Linked DNA regions of Homo sapiens: region 1 is linked to region 2. Evidence: chromatin contacts called from ENCODE Hi-C or POLR2A ChIA-PET data. All regions are on one chromosome and are shown on one strand. The core of a region is the stretch at or near the end of the contact, and the rest is flanking DNA. Distances in the headings are between cores, read along the strand shown.

Region 1 (3,647 bases), core at 1,000-3,499, 210 kb after region 2:
AAAGTGAACAGCTGCTGTACATAAACAGTAGCCATTAGTATTCATTGACCACTCACTACGCACAAAGCCTTCTATGGGAATGCTCTCATGTAATCTGCCAACAGTCTATGCAGTAGGTTCTACTGTTATCTATTTTATAGATAAGGAAACTGAGATGCAAAAATATGGAGAGATTTGCCCCAGGTCACTGAGTTACAGACTTCGAACCCTGATGTTAGAGCCTGTACCCTGACCCATTAAACTTAATATTCCCAGCTCTGGGATTTCCTGGACCAAGGTATGGAGCCTAACCCAATGAAGGTGTGTGTGCTAGTGCCAGAGAGTCAATACGCCTCAGTAACTATTGAGTGGAATGGAGTAAAGACAAGAATGAGTAGGGGGAAATGGATGACTTGCTGGGGGTCTTGGGAGTGACTCGAGCACTTGGAAGTGGGGCGGGCAGTAGGGGGAGGGTTGGCCTTAAGCAAGGAGTTCTGAATCCTTCTCACTGCCACCTAGGAGGGCACAATGGAGATGGGGGGCAGTTGCAGACAGCTTCAAGGGAGTCAGGCCCTCCCTGGACAAGCTGCAGCTCAGCCTCAACCCTCATCCCACCTGTCCTACCTGGGAGATGCTGACCTCCCAGGACAACACCTCCAGGGTGTCATCTCCACCCAACCAAGGTGGGGCTGGGAAACCAGATGTGCCTGCCACAGGTGGGGCTGAGGCCAAGAGGACACCCATGGGAGGGAGCCCCAAACCCACAAGCGTTTGCTGAGCTTTGACACAGAAGGCAGCCAGGTGAGGCTGACAAGCTCTGCTCCAGGAGTCACCATCTAGGAATACCTCAGAAAGGACCATGGCTCCCACTTTCCTGCAGAGGAAAGCTTCCTGGAGTCCTCCAGTCTGCCCATTCTTCTCCTCTCTCCAAGTCCCCTTTCTGCCTTCCACTCCTACCCCCAACCATAATCTAGCCTCTGCCTACCTCTGCTCTGCCCCCTTCCTCCTCAGGGTCCCACAAAACACCGCCCCTTTCTTTTCCCCCCAAACACCCCGTCTCTTTTGCTTCTAAAATGCTTTTCCCTGCAGTGTTTTCTCTGCGTGGGATGCTCTTTCTCTATGTGTCTCTTGCGACTCTACTCAATCCTGCTTGTCTGTCAATCCTCTATTTTTATTTATTTATTATTTTTTGCCAGGAGAGGGGATGGAGTTTTGCTCTTGTCACCCAAGCTGGGGTGCAATGGCATGATCTCAGCTCACTGCAACCTCCACCTCCGGGGTTCAAGTGATTCTCCTGCCTCAGCCTCCCAGGTAGCTGGGATTACAGGCACACACCACCACGCCTGGCTAATTTTTGTATTTCTAGTAGAGACGGGGTTTCACCACGTTGGCCAGGTTGGTCTCAAACTTCTGACCTCAAGTGATCCACCTGCCTCGGCCTTCGAAAATGCTGGAATTACAAGCGTGAGCCACCGCACCCAGCCCAATCCTCTATTTAGATGCCATCCCTCCAAAAAGTCTTTCCCGACCACCTGAGAGATTAGATCCCCTGCCATGTTTCCAGAGCATATGCTGCCTTGGCCATGATTCGTAGACTCACTTACTTGCTTTTAATGTCCACCAGGGCATAGACTGTGTCTTTTTGGTTCATGACCCGACCCCTATTCCCTAGCACAGGACCTGGCACATGGCACTTGCTCTTCCACAGCTTCCAGGGCCTCAGACACAGCACAAGTCTGACCCAATTTGTTTCAGGGAGGCTGAGGAATAGAGTGCAGGGGATTCTTGAATTCGCTTGAATATAGGACTACAAGGCTCTGTTGGAAATAGAAATCTTTTGTCAGATGCCCAGAGCCCCAGAGGCCAAGTGAGAGACAGAGTTGCCATGTCCACTGCTTTTCAGGTAAAATGCCCCCCAACTCCACGTGTGGAAAGCCTTGCATTTCAGCTCAAGCGTCCACTCAGCCAGCTTCTTGCAGGAAATCTGGGGGTGGGGGTGGGGTGGGAGGTACAGGGAAAATCTCTAAGCCAAGCAGGCCTTGGCCAGCTGAAACCCAGCCTTGGTCCAGAAACCCATACTGCCCTCCACCCACATAGCTACTCCACTCCCACCCCCACCCCCAGGGACCAGCCGGCAAGAACCTAAGCTTGTATAAACAAGGCCACAGGAAAGCAAGACCCTTATCTGTTATCAGTTCTCTTTCTCCAGCTCAGCCACTTGGCTGGAACAGCAGCCGGGAGGTGGGAGCTGGCCAGACTCCTCCCCCTTCTCCTTTATCTTTCCTCCCTAGCCAGCTTCTCCTCCCCCGGAGGTGGCTCAGGCTCCCTGGGTCACTGCTTCCCGCCAGCTGGAGAAGGGAGGCAGCAGCTATCTTAACAACCTAAGTCAAGGCCGAGTCTCTGATTGTCTGTGCCGGGGAGGCTCCCTCCTCCATCCTTCCCTCCCTCCCTCCCTGGCTCCCTAGGGATGGGGTCACGGATGTGTTTATCTTGTTGGAGGAGGTAGGGAGGGATGGTGGGCCCCAGTCTGTAAGTCAGTTGAAGGGTACAGAGTGACCACTAGGGTCCTAGGCTTTAGCTTTGACATCTAGGACAGGAGGGTTGCATTTTGGTCTTCATGATGTTCAGCTGTTTAGTTGGAACAAGACAGATGAGAGTTCATTAGGTGCAAGGTCTCCTCCTGCCCAAAAATTCTGTGACGACCAGATAGAAAGCTGCGGGGGAAGGTTATTGGCTGGGTGAGTCTGACTGTCTGACTCGTCTCCACTTTGGACTTCTAATTACATAAGCCTGGTACTGACCCAGAAAGAGGGGGCGGCTGGCTAATACTCCCCAGAATGTTATGTTACACCAGAAGCATTCCAGCCTGAAGGAAACCTGTGAGTCTAAGACTTCAGTTTTAATAAAATGAAAATATCTGAGCCACATCCCTAAAAAGATAGATTTCTGTACCTCCCAGATCAACTGAAATGAAGATGGAGGAAAAGCCAAGTCTTCCTCCCTCACCCAGCCACATGCGCTTCCCTTCTCCCACCATATTCTAGGAGGTCCTTGGAGAAGGTCAAACAGGGAGAGTGGACTCCACTGTCACTGTCCCAAAGCAAGACAAATGAGGGTACCGAGGGGGTGGAGTACCTGGAATTTACAACAATATAGCAAGATTCAAAACCTGGCTGAGACCTGGCGCTGTGGCTCATGCCTATAATCCCAGCACTTTAGGAGGCCAAGGCGGGTGAATTGCCTGAGGTCAGGAGTTCAAGACCAGCCTGGCCAACATGGTGAAACCCTGCCTCTGCTAAAAATACAAAAATTAGCCAGGCTTGGTGATGCATGCCTGTAATCCCAGTTAGTCTTCTCAAGACTCTTCCCTTGTGAAGCTTATATTGTATTTTGGGTTTTTTTGTTTTGTTTTGCTTTTTTTGTTTGTTTGTTTGTTTGTTTGGAGAGACAGGGTCTTGTTCTGTCACCCAGGCTGGAGTGCAGTGCTACGATCATAGTTCACTGCAGCCTCCCTTCCTGGGCTCAAGCAATCCTCCCACCTCAGCCTCCTGAGTAGCTAGGACTATAGGCATGCACCACCGTGCCTAGCTAATTTTTTAAAAATTGTTTTGTAGAGACAGGGTCTCATTATGTTTTCCAGGGTGGTCTCAAACTCCTCGGCTCAAGCA
Region 2 (3,668 bases), core at 115-2,614:
GAGGCCAGAATTAGTCATGTGCTGAATGGTCTGCCTATTTCATGATGTTCTCAGCTTGGAAACATTTTTTTTGTGCAACTCCAACTCAAGCACCAGCAAATCCAGCCTCTCCTCACCTCCTATTACAAATGGCTGTCATGGACTAGACCGGTGCCTAACAAACAGCCCACACTTCGGGATCTGAGTTCAGGTTCCGGCACGATTAGTGCAGGTGGCTTCTGGCTCTAAATCTCTCAGAGGAGACATCTTCTTCTGGGGGCTGATTCACACGTGAGTGCTGATCATGACCTTGTGTCGGGATTAACCTCCTTTCTCAGCATCTCCTGCTACATTCCATCTGTTTCTAAAGACACCTCATTCTGCCTTCCTTCCGGCCATCCACTGTTACCTTTCACTTCCTGTCGGCACGTACAGGCCAGGGACTTTACTCAAGTCACTGAACATTTTGGGGAAATGAAATGAAAACATAAAGAGAAGGCCAGTCCACAAAACAGCTCAAAATGGAGATGCTCTGGCTGAAGGAAGGAGTGTTGGGGTCCAGGAGCCCCGCTCACTCCTCAGCACCCGGGAGCATCACGGAATCTAAGGTGAACCTCCGGGGCAGGAGACACAGCACTGGCCTTAGAGTCCACAAGCCCGGGTTCCTTGGCCCTGTCTCTTTCCCTCTCTCTGTTGTCTGTAGCTCCCTCCTAGCTCTGAAACTCCAAGTACAAGTGAGCAGGTCATGAGTCACCAAGCCTCTTTTCCTGGGCGTTTTTCCTTCCGGGGAGAGAACAGCCAGGCTTGGACAAAAAGTGTTGGGACACCCTGAAGCAGAACACACTCCCTGTCATTCCTGGCCTCACTCTCCTCCAGAACGAAAGCACCCAGACCTGCAGGCCTTTTTTAGGAATGAAGTCACTGGTCTGTGTAGGTTGACAGAGTGTCCTTGGAAAAGGCTGCTTGGGAAGGAAACTCACAAGGCATGGGTATCCCCACTGGAAGAATCCAGAGCAAAACCCTTCTGGAAATCCCCCACCCCACATATACACAAGGAAACTCCATGGAAGGCATCCTGTCTTGGAGGCCTCAGTGGGTTCCTCCTGGAGAGTTTAAGGGGAGGGAGGCAGAGGAGGAAGGAGAGAAACCTAAAGTCAGCAGGATATTCTCATGTTCTCTCTCTGTTAATTGCCTCCTCTCTTTTTCTAAGAAGGCTGAGATACCGAGGCTTCCTCACCCACCACCCCTTCCTCTACCTCCCCTTAGTGCTGGGTGAGTTCATCCATCAGGACCCCTGCCTGGGACTGTCCTCACTCTCCCGCTGTGGCTCACTTGCCCCCAGGGCCCATCCCAGCCCAGCCCAGCCCTGCCCAGCCCAGCCTGCTGCATGCTTCTACCCCGGCTCCCACTCAGGCTCGTGCGTCACTGCTATTCATCTTGTTTAGTGCTTGGCTTGGCTGCAGATGCTGTAAATATGGTAATTTTAGACTCCCTGATTGGAAAGGATTGCAGAGCGGGTTGTGGGGGAGGACGGCAGTTTGATTTACTCCGCAGGAGCTGGTTCCGAGATGGCTCTCCACCCTCTGTGCACGCCTCTTCTCCAAGCTGTGCCCCATCAGGCCCTACTCTTAGTGTTGAGTCCTGACTTCTTGGGGTCTTGGGAGAAATGAGAGGGACAGAGTGGATGTCTGTGCGTTCTGGGCCTGAAGAATTGCTGGTTAGCACAGAGCATCACATGCAAGGAGGCCGGAAGTGTAGTCAGTGATGCGCAGGGTGGGCGTCCTGACACTGCTAAGACAATGCCCAAGGCTGATGACCCAGGATTATCCCCCCACCCAGGGCACACTGGGGATGAAGTGGGGGCTGCCCGAGGCCTCTGACCCCTTCTGAGCTCTCTCCCTTTTCTGTTCTCCTTTCTTTCCTGACCTCCCTCCATGGGGGGCCATCAGTCCCCAGGGCCTTCTGCCAGGCACTCACAGGGTTGTCAGCAAATCCCTCCTCCCACCCCTTTGTTGAATAAAGACCTAATTTGCATTTGATTACAGGACCCCTGAGTGGGTAGGGGTGTATTCAGATCCCCAGGGAGTGACTGTGAGGCTGGCATTTCAGGCCCTGGGAGTCAGAGTGGGAGCTGAGGGTTTTGAGCCCCAGGAGTAGGTCAGGTTCTTCAAAAGCCACCAGATAGTCTCCCAGCTGTCTGTCTTATCTCCTCAGGACAACCCTAACTCCAAGGCTGGTGACTGAGTCAGACTTGGAACATCCCCGTTTTTGAGCCACAGTCTATAGTCACAGAATGTTCCAGGGGGAGGGATGGGGGGAGAAAAGGAGGGCACAACTCACATTTCTTTGAGCCCCAAACTTCATTTGACCAGTGAGGAGTGGCTTGCACCAAATCATTGGTGCAGCTAACCACAAGAATGTTAGCTCTTATCTAGTGCTTCATCCATGCCCTGGACACATTTTTTTTTTTTTTTTTTTTTTTTGAGACGGAGTTTCGCTCTGTCGCCCAGGCTGGAGTGCAGTGGCGCGATCTCGACTCACTGCAAGCTCCGCCTCCCGGGTTCACGCCATTCTCCTGCCTCAGCCTCCCGTGTAGCTGGGACTACAGGCGCGCGCCACCATGCCCGGCTAATTTTTGTATTTTTAGTAGAGACGGGGTTTCACCGTGTTAGCCAGGATGGTCTCGATCTCCTGACCTCGTGATCCGCCCGTCTCGGCCTCCCAAAGTGCTGGGATTACAGGCGTGAGCCACCGCGCCCGGCCGCCCTGGACACATTTTTATAGAAAGATCCAGATGAAGGGAAAAAGAAGTCTGATAGGTATTTCTTTTTACTAAGTCATGTGGGAAGCTACAGCGGAATCCTGCCACTCTCTGCTGACTGATGGTGAGCTTATGTTTGGTGACAGGAAACTTGCCATCTACAAGGCAGCCTCTTAAAACTTCGGTCAGCTCTGACCGTTGTCTAATAATTCTTCATTGCTGCAAGTTTTCCAGCTGTCCCCCACATCTGTTTTAGTGGTGGTGGAGGATTGGGGGACTCAGAAGGAGGGCGTAGATTGTCCTGCTACAGAAAAAGAACTAGCAGGACTCCTCTGAGGGAGCAACATGGAGAGACTTTCTCACCCCTCTGCAGGCAGGCTCTGCCCCCTTTCACTCACTGGAGTGCTCACTTCCTGTGCACACGCTGCGCCGTGCTCCCTCCTGGCCCATGAGGTGCCAGTCACCACACACTTGGATTTGTTTACTTTTCCTCCTGGAAATGTGGACATGAGGGCATTATACTCACTTTTCAAAGCAAAGGATTCTTTCCTGGAGGGGTTAATAGTCCTTAGGTGTAAGTACCCCTCCAGTGGTTGTATAGCAGTTGTCTGTTGGGGGACCTTAAGTGATTATTCATGGAATCTTTCATGCTAAAGATGCATTGCAGCGAAACGTCATTGGTTTGGACCAAATCCGGTTATGGTCTGAAGAACCTCAGGTATGGGACATCCCCAGCAAAGCAGTCTTATTACTCTTTATCCTGCAGAGTCACAGCTTACAGAATCTTCCCTAGAAGAGGTGTGCCTGGTGTACTTTTAAAAATAGATGCGCCTCTTGTGTAAACAGCATTTTGCCTGTTGGAATGTAAATGAATGTTGTTGGAGTGCTTGGAGACAGTTTGTTCTTTTAGTGGATTAGCAATTTCCCC

The links. Hi-C counts contacts between places; a loop is a spot of excess contacts on that map. ChIA-PET counts read pairs that join two places held with the same protein, here RNA polymerase II (POLR2A). Pooled maps may share reads with other maps.
Region 1: a pooled map shows a loop between it and region 2 (1.9-fold over the local background). The contact joins two enhancer-like sites. A Hi-C loop is called at or near these places in 1 of 168 maps with a recorded cell type or tissue (posterior vena cava) and 2 of 50 pooled maps. POLR2A ChIA-PET finds 5 or more read pairs at or near these places in 3 of 52 experiments (A549, MCF 10A and activated CD8-positive, alpha-beta memory T cell).

Annotation. Positions count from the first base shown.
Region 1 is chr14:68,760,907-68,764,553 of GRCh38, forward strand. No RefSeq gene overlaps it. Among named protein-coding and RNA genes, the nearest start is that of ZFP36L1, 30 kb to the right of the region's middle. RefSeq lists enhancers at 1,537-2,037, 2,038-2,538. Within about 2 kb of position 2,250, at least 20 of the 41 ENCODE cell types and tissues checked have a DNase peak (open chromatin) inside an H3K27ac peak, as active enhancers do.
Region 2 is chr14:68,546,972-68,550,639 of GRCh38, forward strand. It overlaps a transcript of RAD51B not described here. Among named protein-coding and RNA genes, the nearest start is that of RAD51B-AS1, 140 kb to the right of the region's middle. RefSeq lists an enhancer at 506-1,097. Within about 2 kb of position 1,365, at least 31 of the 41 ENCODE cell types and tissues checked have a DNase peak (open chromatin) inside an H3K27ac peak, as active enhancers do.